Regions from separate parts of the Homo sapiens genome. Here region 1 is linked to region 2. Evidence: chromatin contacts called from ENCODE Hi-C or POLR2A ChIA-PET data. All regions are on one chromosome and are shown on one strand. Each heading gives the region's core, a stretch centred on a gene start or an enhancer-like site at or near the end of the contact. The rest is flanking DNA. Distances are from core to core; before and after follow the strand shown.

Region 1 (5,550 bases), core at 866-3,365, 250 kb before region 2:
GACGAAAGGCAGACAATACCTTAAGGAATAATAAATTGTAGAGTGTACCAGAAGGGTTACATGATAAGTAGTAACAAAAGCAATCTAAGAAAAGGGGATAGGAAGTATATATAATGTGGGATGGTTTGTGCTTTTAGATAGGATAATGAACGATGGTCTCATTGAGGTTACATTTGCACAAAGATTGGAAAGGGATGAAGAAGCCACCTAAGAGAAGGAATTCCAAGCACAGTGAACAGAAACCTCAAAGATACTGAGGGTTGGAGCATATCTGGTATAGCGGAGAAATAGTAATATAAAGTCTAGTGTGGCAGGAGAAATGTGAACAAAGAGAAAAGTAAATGGGAAAAAGACAGATCATGTGGGATCTCACAAGCCCTTTTTAAGAACTCTGGCTTTAAACTCTGGGTGATGGCTGGGCAGGGTGGTCCACGTGTGTAATCCCAGCACTTCTGGAGGTCAAGTGCGGAAGATCACTTGAAACCAGGGGTTCAAGCCTAGCCTGGGCAACATAGCAAGACCTTGTCTCTACAAAAAATCAAAAAAAATAAAAAATTAGCCAAGCACAGTTGTACACACCTGTAATCTCAGCTACTCAGGAAGCTGAGGCGGGAGGATTACTTGAGCCCAGAAGTTTGAGGCTGCAGTAAGCTAAGACTGCACCACTGCACTCCAGCCTGGGTGGCAGCAAGATGCTGTCTCTAAAAACAAACAACAACAACAAAAACTCTGGGTAACAGTCACTGAGTTCCACAGTACAAAAAGATGGGAGACAGAATGACACAGATTAGTTCAATGTCATTAATCAAATAGCCATTACAGAAGCGCTGAAAAACAAAGAAGCATCAGTCTCTAAAAGAATCCAAGTCAGGAGACTTTGTTTCCATGCCTATTTATTGGCTGCTTAGTCTTAGATACATTCTTGTCATCTCTGATTCATGGTTTCTTCACTTTTAAGATGGGGATAACAATAACAGCCCTGCTTTAACATAGGTTAAATGTTTTGAGAATTATAAAACACTATACAGTCAGCCGTCCATATCCACGAGTTCTGCATCTGTGGATTCAAGAACCAGGGATCAAAAATACAGTGTTTGTGGGATGCGGAACCTCAGCTGTGGAGGACCAACTTTTAGGTCCACTGAATGATCTAAGTATCCATGGATTGTGGTATCTGTTGTAGGTCCTGGAACCAATCCACTGAGGGATAAATGTATTATGTTAGTTGTTTTCTTCTTTTTATTTTACTCTACAGTTTATAACCTCTTCTAAAGTGATCTAAATGATCCTGAAACCTTGCATACAAATTAAGGTTTTAATAAATTTAATCATGTTTGTAGAATGTTAAGGAAGTTCTATATTGGTAGTACATTTTTATTTTTAATGAAAGAATCTTTTTGAAATAATATTTTCAATAAACTTTATTAGACACCAAGTCTGCCCCATGAACTATTTTTATATACACTTTAGCGTATATGTAAAAATCACTACCCTTAAGGGGCTTAGTTTGCTGAGGGGCACAGACACAAACAGATAATTTAAAAATATTATGGCTTCCATTCCAGCACAAGATTTCAAATTCCTGCTTCCCTCCCTCCATCTCAACCCTATAGATTACACAAAAGCAAAAAGCAGTCTAATAAATGAAAAACCTTGGGGACACTAAAAGCAATGGCTTCTAGAGTGTTAAGGAAATGGCAACCAAGAGATGGAGCAGGCCAAATGCTACCAAATGGAAAAGACCTAGTTGTGACCTTTTCCAGTCCTTACATTGCTCTGGGCAGAGAATTTCTACCCTACAGGATGCAATGAGACAGAAAAGCTCTGCTACCACTCCAGTGCCATCTGAAGAGTACAGGAGATTATTATATCAGGAAAGCACCAGAGCACAAACAGTTTGGGAAATGGTAACAAGTTTAGGTGACCTGCAAGGCCCCTGTGTGTTCTGTTCTCACCGGCACTGCATAAATACAATAAGGATAGCAGGTCCTGGAGAAGATCATGCCTCTAAGCAGGTCAACAGGAAGTTCCTTTTTGGCACCAACTGTCGAACTGCATCACCCCGAATCAGCCCACACACTCCCACCTCTACTCCATGAAATTACACAAAGACACATGTTAAAGCCTAGTCTTTCACCCTGCTCCCCAGGCAAATATTACTAGCTCATAACTTGGAACTTCTAAGAAAAATATAACCAGACACTTGGAGAGTATGAGCACAATGAAAGAAAGGCAACAAATGAACAATCAATACCATAAGAAAAAAGACTAAAGAGACCACAAATTTAAAACAAACATAATATTCACCAATTGAAGATATGTATAGATTTTTTAAACTGCTGAAATAAAAAATCCGATGGGTTAACTAGCAAATTGAATATAGGGCAAGAATATACTAGTGAGCAACAAGTTCAGGTCAAGCAATTCTACAAAGCATTAAAAAAGGAATAAGGAAGTAGAAAATATAAACACTTCTCAAAAGCTATGAGACATGGTTAAAATATTTAAATGTCAATATCTAATAAGATTCTCAGAAAGGGAAATAAATAAATATCTCTAGAAATGATTAAGAATTTGCCAGAATTAGAGACTGAGAAACTCAGATAAAAACAGGATGTGTAACTCAAAGAATCCAAACATGATGTAGGAAAAAAGAGAAGTAAGATGAAAACTGTGAAACCTTATACTAAAAAGAAGAAAGGAGATTTCCAAGTCAATTTATAGTCAAACAATAGAAAAAATAAATCCCAAACTAAAATTTTACAAAAACTGACAAAATCTTTACAAAAAGCCTGATTAAGATTAAAAAAAAAAAAGAGAGAGAGAAACATAAACACTAACGAAATTGTTAAAGGAGAAATAACCAAACACATAAGCAATGGTAAGAATATTACTTTATTTCTTATGGCAATAACTAAAAAGGAACAGGTAATTTCCTAGCAAAATACAAATTACCAAAATTAATACAAGAAAAAATGAAAAGCTTAAAAAGGCTAGTTTAGAAGAAAATGGAAAAGAGAGAAAAGTTCTCCCATTTTAAATGGCATCTGGATTAGACAAATTCAAAGTTAAATTTTTATCTAAACTTCAAATAACAGTTAATTCTAGTGTTAGATCACTGCAGGCCAAAGGGAAAATGAAATAGAAAGTAACCCCAAATCATTTCATAAAGCTAACATACCCTTAATATCAAAACATGATAAACCTCATACAAATGTGACATGATTATAGGTACAAAAATTATAAATAAAATGCTAGCAAACAGAATCTACCAATATGTCAAAGGAATAACATACTATTGAAAAGAATACTGCAGTTTATTACGAGAATGCAAATGTGAGTCTGTATTTATTCTCTCAATAAATATTTGGGAGGCTGTGAAGAAAATAGCTAACAGAGCATTATTCATAACAGTCAAAAAGTGGAAACAACCCAAACAAATGTCCATCAACCAATCAATGGATAAACAAAATGTGTTATGTATATTCATACAGTGGAATACTATTCAGCCATAAAAAGGAAGTAGTGACACATACTATGACATGAATGAACATTTAAAAAACTAAGCAAAGTGTAAGAAGTCAGTCACAAAAGACCACATATTACATGATTCCATTCATATGAAATGTCCACAACTAGGAAATCTACTAAGATAGATAGTAGATTAATGTTTGTTTAGGACTGGAGAAGTGGGGGCTATAGGAGAATGAGGGGTGATCGTTAAAGATAGAGTTTCTTTCTGAGGTAGTAAGAATATTCCAAAATTGACTGTGGTAATGTACATATATTTCTGTGAATATACTAAAAATCACTGAATTTTACACTTTTAAAGGGTGAATTGCATGGCATGTGATTATATTTCAATAAAGCTGTTTTTTAAAAAGAGCAAAAGAAAAGACTTTACATAGCATTCCTGAGACTGCCATCCTTACAGTGGTCTGCTTGCAGGGCTGACCTTTGGGAGTTCAAGATTTGGGGAGGCTTTCTACCACACTGATAAGAGTGGGTCACTGCACCTAAACTGCACAAACAAAATGTTTATCCTGAACACCTGTTTTCCTTCTGGAAATCTGGAATTTTGGTACGTCCCAGGCAGAGGATGCATAGTGACCACCCCACAATAAAATGTTAAGCACTGAGTCTCTAATGAGCTTCCTGGTACACAACATTTTACACGTCATCACAAAATCTATTGCTGGAGAAATCAGTGTGCCCTGTGTGACTCCACTGGCAGAGGACAATTGGAAGTTTGTGCCTGGTTTCCTCCTGACTTCACCTCCGGCTCCTTCTCTGTTTGCTGATCCTGCTTTATATCCTTTCACTGTAATAAATCACAGCAATGCATACAACTATATGCTGAGCCCTGTGAGTCCTGCTAGAGAATCAACAAATCTGTCAGGTGGGAGGGATCTTGGGGACCTCCAACCCAGAGGCATTATAGTACAGTACTTGAAAGCTGCTTCGTTTCTATCAGACTGGCAAAAATATTAAAATACTGTTGGTGAGGATAAAAGGGAAGAGGTACCTTCTTTCACTGCTAATAATGTAATCATACTATTATACCCTCTGGCAATATTAGATCAACATGGCAACAACTATTAAAAATTAAAACACACTTCAACCTCCGAAACCCAATACTGAGAATCTATACTCCAGAAATAAAAGTACATTTTTATTGAGATATATTAGGTTCTACCAGTAAATAATGAAGGAAATAAAGTAAATATCCATCAGTAGGAACATAATTGCTACAGGGTGTTCGCTGTGAATTCCTATAATTTTATGTTACCTCTGCATCCACTTTGAACATAAGTTGGACTTTCTGATTCCAGAAGCAGTACTCAGTTACCCCTGACAGTTTCCAGTTTTCTACCTCTTCCTAGTTCCTCAATATGGTCAATCCAGATATCTACTTTATATAACTGCTTCCTAGTTACCACCTCTTTATAGGTGGTCAGTGAAATACAACCCACTTGACTTGACCTACTGACTCACACAGCCTGCATGGGCTGTGCAGATATGCCACAGTGACCACCTTTCAGTCACAGTGACTTCATGGAACATGTACCCACTTACTCTAAACCCACCAATTAGACCTACCTGCAGGAAACCCACCTAGGTAATACCCTGGACCCCAATAAAGGCTTTGGCCTACAGGTTCCCCTCACTCTCTGTCTCTTGCTCCCCACCCAGTGGTTGAATATGCATATCTCGTTGGCTCCCCACTTCCAGTTGGCCATAGGAGGTGTGCTGCCCTCTTCTCTCTCGATTTGTAAGTAATACTGCTTCTGTTATTTCATGTGTTTTGGTGAGTTGTATCCTGTGTGTTTTGCCCAGTTACACCTGAATCCAACTTCTTTTCTGGTCAGGACTCTCCTAGAGAATGGCTATCTTGATAGGAATAAACTCAACACAGGTAAGACAAGAGCTACAAGGGCATCTGCCAGTATAAACAAGTTTCCTGTGAGAGGGACACCTATCAAGGGTCATGGACACTAAGGCATTAGGTCATATGCCAGGACAAAGAAGTATCCTGTGAAAGGCACATTG
Region 2 (5,177 bases), core at 24-2,523:
CAGAGTGAGAGGTACAACATCAAGCTAAGATTGCTGAAGAGTTGTTCACATCGGAGGGCTAAATAGCTGGCCCCCGTATCCTGCTCCTCTTAACTTCATTAGGGCCTACAGAATAATGTAGTAAATGGTGGTGTTCACATGAAATATAGCCCAGCAACCTGGTGTGACCACAAAGGCAGCCAACTGTGGATGACATGGTACAGAATTAGATCCTCGATCAGGGATACTGTAAGGACACTGAACCAAGTTCTGTGCAGGGCCCAGCCCAGCCAGCAGATGTTAAACAAGACACTTCTAGATGCCTAATTGGCATTGATTAAACACTTGTTAATTGATTGACTTGCTGATTGACACAGTGTCACTGAGAATGCCCAGTTGGATGACAAGGCTTTTGACATTAACTCTATTAATATGTCAGTGGCTTAGGCAAGTCTCAATGTTTTCTTGACACAGGATCCTCCTGTCTACAACACAGAGGATAGTCACTTGCCTACAGCAGTTTTAGGGGAGAAGAGAAGACTGAAAAAAGATGAGATTATTGTTGAAGTCTGAGGCATCCCTCTTCCATCAAAATGTGCCAGCACCAGACAGCTTCCACAGGGAGTCAGAGCTTGACAGCTCAGCTGTCTTCTGAAAGGAGAGACAGACGGCAAATCATGTTCCAGGAGCACGAGGCATAGCCAGGAGCATGAACCCAGCTGAGGAGCAGGGCTGAAGGACTGGCAGAAGCTAAGGAGCACTGAGCAGACAAGCAGGATCAAACCTCAAGGATTATCTGCCTCTACAACCTTCCCCCAAACCCTGCTACATCCTACTAGAGCAGTGGCTCTGAAGCTTCGGTGTACGTAAGGAGCACTTGGGATACGTATTTAATCTACAGATTGCCATATCCTACCCCAGAGACTCTGAACCAGTAGGTTTCTTGGAGCCTGGGAATCTTCACATTAGCAAGTGCTCCAGGTCTAGGACCACACTAGGAGAAGCATTGACCTAAAGGGAACCCATTGAGCTTTGTACTTCTTAATGTCAATGACAAACAATAGTAAATGACAAAAAGATGCCAGTGGGTCTCATATCCAAACAGTTCTAATTTTGGATTTCTCAGTGTCTTGAGGACCAATGACATTCAGAAACACTTCCCAAGTATCCATCATGTGAAATGCATTGAACCAAGCAGTGCAAAATATACAAAGATAAGAACAGTCATGTGCATAAATAACTACAAAACCAGGCTGACTTTGATAGACTCATCAAGTGCTTAGGCCAGGAAACTTACAGAAGGGAAGGAGTAGTTCTAAATGCTGGGATCTGGAAAAGTACTTTGGAATTGGTGCCATCTGAGGTGAAGCTGGAAGGAAGGTAGGACTTCAATTTGGGATGAAGAAAGACACCACTGGCAGAGGGAATGGTTTAAACAAAGGTTTGGAAGCCTGAGAATCCAGAGTGCTGGCCTGTGTCTGGCCTGTGGAGTGTGTCAGAGGGCAGACTGAAAGCAGAGTAAAGGGAAAAGTAGAAGGGTCATTTTAGGGGCTTTGAACGATATGATGAAGTTTGATTTTGTTCCAAAGGCAATGTGTGTAGGATTTTGAGCAGAAGAATAACTGAAGAGGATTTTTTTAATTAAACAGATAATATCTAATGTTTAAACTAAACATTATTATTCTAAATAGCTAATGTATTTATAAGGCACAGCATTTTAAAGGAACAAGATGGTACATAATGTAAATTTTCTCTCTCTTACATCTGCGTCTCCCAGTCACCTATTTTGGAAGCAACTAATGTTACCAGTTTCTTTTGTATGGAAAGGACTGTTTTGGAAAATAGCTAATGGCCAAATATTGGTTGGGCTGGAATGAGGAAGAGGGGATTCATGACAGAGACACCAGTTTGGTGATCTTTTCAGAAGTCTAGGTGATGAAATGAAGGCTGGAAATAGAGTACTCTCAACGCATGTAGAAGGGGGATTCTGAAAAGACATTTCATAATCCTCTGCTCCCCATGTCCAGTCAACTTACAAATGACAAAGGGGAAGTCAAGGATAGTTGAAATTTTGACTTGAGAGTTGAGGAAAGGTAAGGAGGGGAACTCAGTTTGGGACCAGGATATGGGGAGGCTGTGCAGGAAAGATGAGTTCTGTTTTGGAAATGTTTGCCTATGATATAGGACATAGATGTGGAAATGACAAATATCCTGTTGGAAGGGCAGGCACGTAGCTTGTTAGAAATATTACTGAGGAGTTATGAGCAAAGAGGTGGTAGTTAAAGTTGTAGGATTCTATGAGCTCAGTAAAGAACACAGCAGATAAAGGGGCTGAGTACTGAAAAATTCTTATATCAAGGAGGAAGTAGAAGTGGGGCCAACAGAGACTAAGGAGAAATGTTCAGCGAGTGAGTATGCTTGTTATTGAATTCTGATGAAGAAAGTATTTCAAAGGGAGAGAGGTCAGGGGATTTTAGATCAATGCTGCCATCATGGTAATAGGAATGTAATGCACTAAGAGGAAGAGCTGAGAAGAAACCATTGAGCCACCTGGAGATGAGTAGCTCATGGGTGGGGTTTAAAGGGTAGTTTCCGGAGAAAATAATGCAAGGGAAATAGTAAAGGAAGGCCAGAGCATGGGGGTGTCTGGTGTAGACCTGTTTCAAGGAATCTAGTGTGAATGGAGGCAGAGAGAATAGATGCTGGAAAGAGAAATGAGGTAAAGAACTTTCCCCATTAAGTACAGAGGAAAAGGTTGAAAAGAAAAGGGTGGAGGTAGGGAGATGTTTGATGGAACAAGATCCTGGAAAAGACTGAAAGGGATGAATAAAGGCAAAGTTAACAATGAAGGGAAGAAAACCGGAGAAGTTCACACCTAATCTCCTTGGCCATCTCTGCAAAGTAGCCAAGATTACCTCTGTGTTCCATGAGTTTCTGTTTGGAGATTTGCAAAAAAATACAGAAAGCAATTTGATAGGATATTGACTTGGGAGGGAAGAAAGAATTTTCAAGAGTCACTGACGTTCCAGCTGAGGTTGCACTAAAGAAGCTACTCATCTGAGTAGCTTCCATTAGCTTCCAGATCTTTCTTTAATTTCTCCCCCACAACCACAGTCTCAAAAGAACTGTGCTTAACATTAAGAGTTTGACCTCTTTGGACAATCTGGGAAATGTATTCAAGAACTATCGTGTTCTTTCTGTGGCCCATAAAAAGAAGCAAAGGAAAGAATGTAGAATGCCTTCCAGACAGGTTTCTGGAAATCAATGATTGGTCTGTTATTTAGGTATGTATGCAGTGATATTTGGAAAGAGAACTTAAATATCTCTAGCATACTAGGCTGATCAGTTTATTAGCATCCTGTGAAAACTACCAAAAAGATATCTGCAAGTAATTTACTGGGGCAGGATCAGAGATGAGCGGAACCAGTCTGTCTCCCTGTGACTGAGACCACCGCTAGTGATTCTCCAAGTACAGAGGGGCATACCATCCTCCTTCTCTTCTCTTCCCCCTCTTTTATTTTCTCTCATTCATCTGGATTGACCCCCAAAATATGAAGGAAAGGCAAAGGAGCAGCTCCCTGCCAAATTAAAAGAGGTTATAATGGGGACATGTCCATGGTGAAGAACTATGTGCATCCGAGAGGGTTATGAAGACCTGCAAACATACTCATGATTTTGTCCCCAGTCTTCATTGTGCAATATATTTTAGTTTGCCTTTTTTGTTCCTACACTGCACTGGACATTATCTTTTTTTTCAATAGCACTTCATTTCACAGAATAAATCCCTCCCCATATAAATGGTTTACAGCGCGCCTGCCTCAAGCAATTCTGTTATGTAAAAAAAAAACTTTGCAACCACATTTAAAATTAGACATTTATTCCTTCATTCCTAAATGTGAGTTGACTCCCTGGAAGTATGTTCTCATTTTTTGTGGTTTTATTCCCTGAACTACAGTGATGTGCCTGTGACACCCACGCTGCATATTTCCTCCTTAGGTTATGTATTAGTTGGTCAAAACACACTCTCCTAAGGCAATGCCGCCCTCAAGTGGTCTAGTCTGAGAATAGTCAACTATTTTCCTCTGAACGCAAACTGGGTTTCCGTCCAGACCTGTTTGGCTGAAGCATTAACTCCTGAATGGAAAAATAATAATAATTATGTGCAGTTCTGGGGCACAATAATTATGAGGTACATGAGGAAAAAGGAAGCCTTTATTTCCCAAGAAGGCCCCAAAAGACATAGGAGTAAAATGGACGACAGCAACAACCACAAGCTTGTTTTGTTAATTACCAAGTAACTGGCTACCTGCATGTGACCGGGAGGACTAGGGTGGGCTATGAGTTGAACTGGCCCCCTTATGCCTTTGGGGCCAATCCTCAGCTCCTCTAGGGCAACCCCCTAATCAGAACTTATGACATCATGTTCTATAATTAAGGGCATACATTGTATGGAGACAACGCATTCAGGGAAAACATTCAACTCTTCCATGTGGCCAAGACTCTCAGAAGAGAGGTCAGTAATTATGGTAATTACATTAATCACAAGGATTGTTGCACGGAGGAGGGTATTGACATTGACGTGGCTACCCTATGATGAAGCTCTGTGGGGGGTCTGCTCTAATTGGCCACCACCAAAAGTCTCTCATGCCTATGATTAACTTCTCTGGTTGTTTATGTGAGCAGGCTTAGGAATTCTGCTGGGTTGTTCTGTGCAGGGCTTATGAGACAGGTTGGTTGCAGGGCTGTTAGGCTGTTCAACTAGAGAGCCCATCCTGGAACAAATGGGTCAGATAAAAACACACGCTGTGCTGTCCTTCATGGTTTGTTGCATTGTTTGTGGTACTTTGGGTGATTTCAGTTAATCATGAATCTCCTTCAACAAAGATTTTTGCATGGAAAATGCTAGTTCTTCTAAACTGCTCTTGGGCACAGAGATAAACTGGACCAGCGCAATGAGCAGGAAAGAGTGCTTTATCTAGCAGTTATTTGGTGCTGTGGGAAAAGCCCAGAAAAAGGAAACTGTGCTTAGTAACTTGAGATTGAGAATCAGCTCTGCCACAAACTGGGTATGTGACTGTGAGCAAGTCGCTTAACCATTCCAGACTCAGTTTCCACATAGGCAAAGTGTTTCATGTAACTCAGATTAGGGGTTCATAGGCTTATGTGCAGATGGCATGCCACACATGCCACCACCAGGA

Evidence for each region. Hi-C counts contacts between places; a loop is a spot of excess contacts on that map. ChIA-PET counts read pairs that join two places held with the same protein, here RNA polymerase II (POLR2A). Pooled maps may share reads with other maps.
Region 1: a loop to region 2 is called in a map of mammary epithelial cell, with 11 times the contacts of the local background. The contact joins the enhancer-like site here to the promoter of SYNPO2-AS1 in region 2. A Hi-C loop is called at or near these places in 2 of 168 maps with a recorded cell type or tissue (IMR-90 and mammary epithelial cell) and 2 of 50 pooled maps. POLR2A ChIA-PET finds 5 or more read pairs at or near these places in 1 of 52 experiments (OCI-LY7).

Annotation. Positions count from the first base shown.
Region 1 is chr4:119,230,441-119,235,990 of GRCh38, reverse strand. It overlaps USP53 (ubiquitin specific peptidase 53), which reads right to left. Exons shown (of 19, transcript NM_001371395.1): 4 at 580-701. Among named protein-coding and RNA genes, the nearest start is that of USP53, 21 kb to the right of the region's middle. Within about 2 kb of position 2,115, at least 2 of the 41 ENCODE cell types and tissues checked have a DNase peak (open chromatin) inside an H3K27ac peak, as active enhancers do; they include OCI-LY7, where a contact is called at or near this core.
Region 2 is chr4:118,980,815-118,985,991 of GRCh38, reverse strand. SYNPO2-AS1 (SYNPO2 antisense RNA 1) reads left to right here and starts at 1,273. Exons shown (of 3, transcript XR_939120.3): 1 at 1,273-1,359. All of the region lies in intron 1 of SYNPO2 (synaptopodin 2), which reads right to left.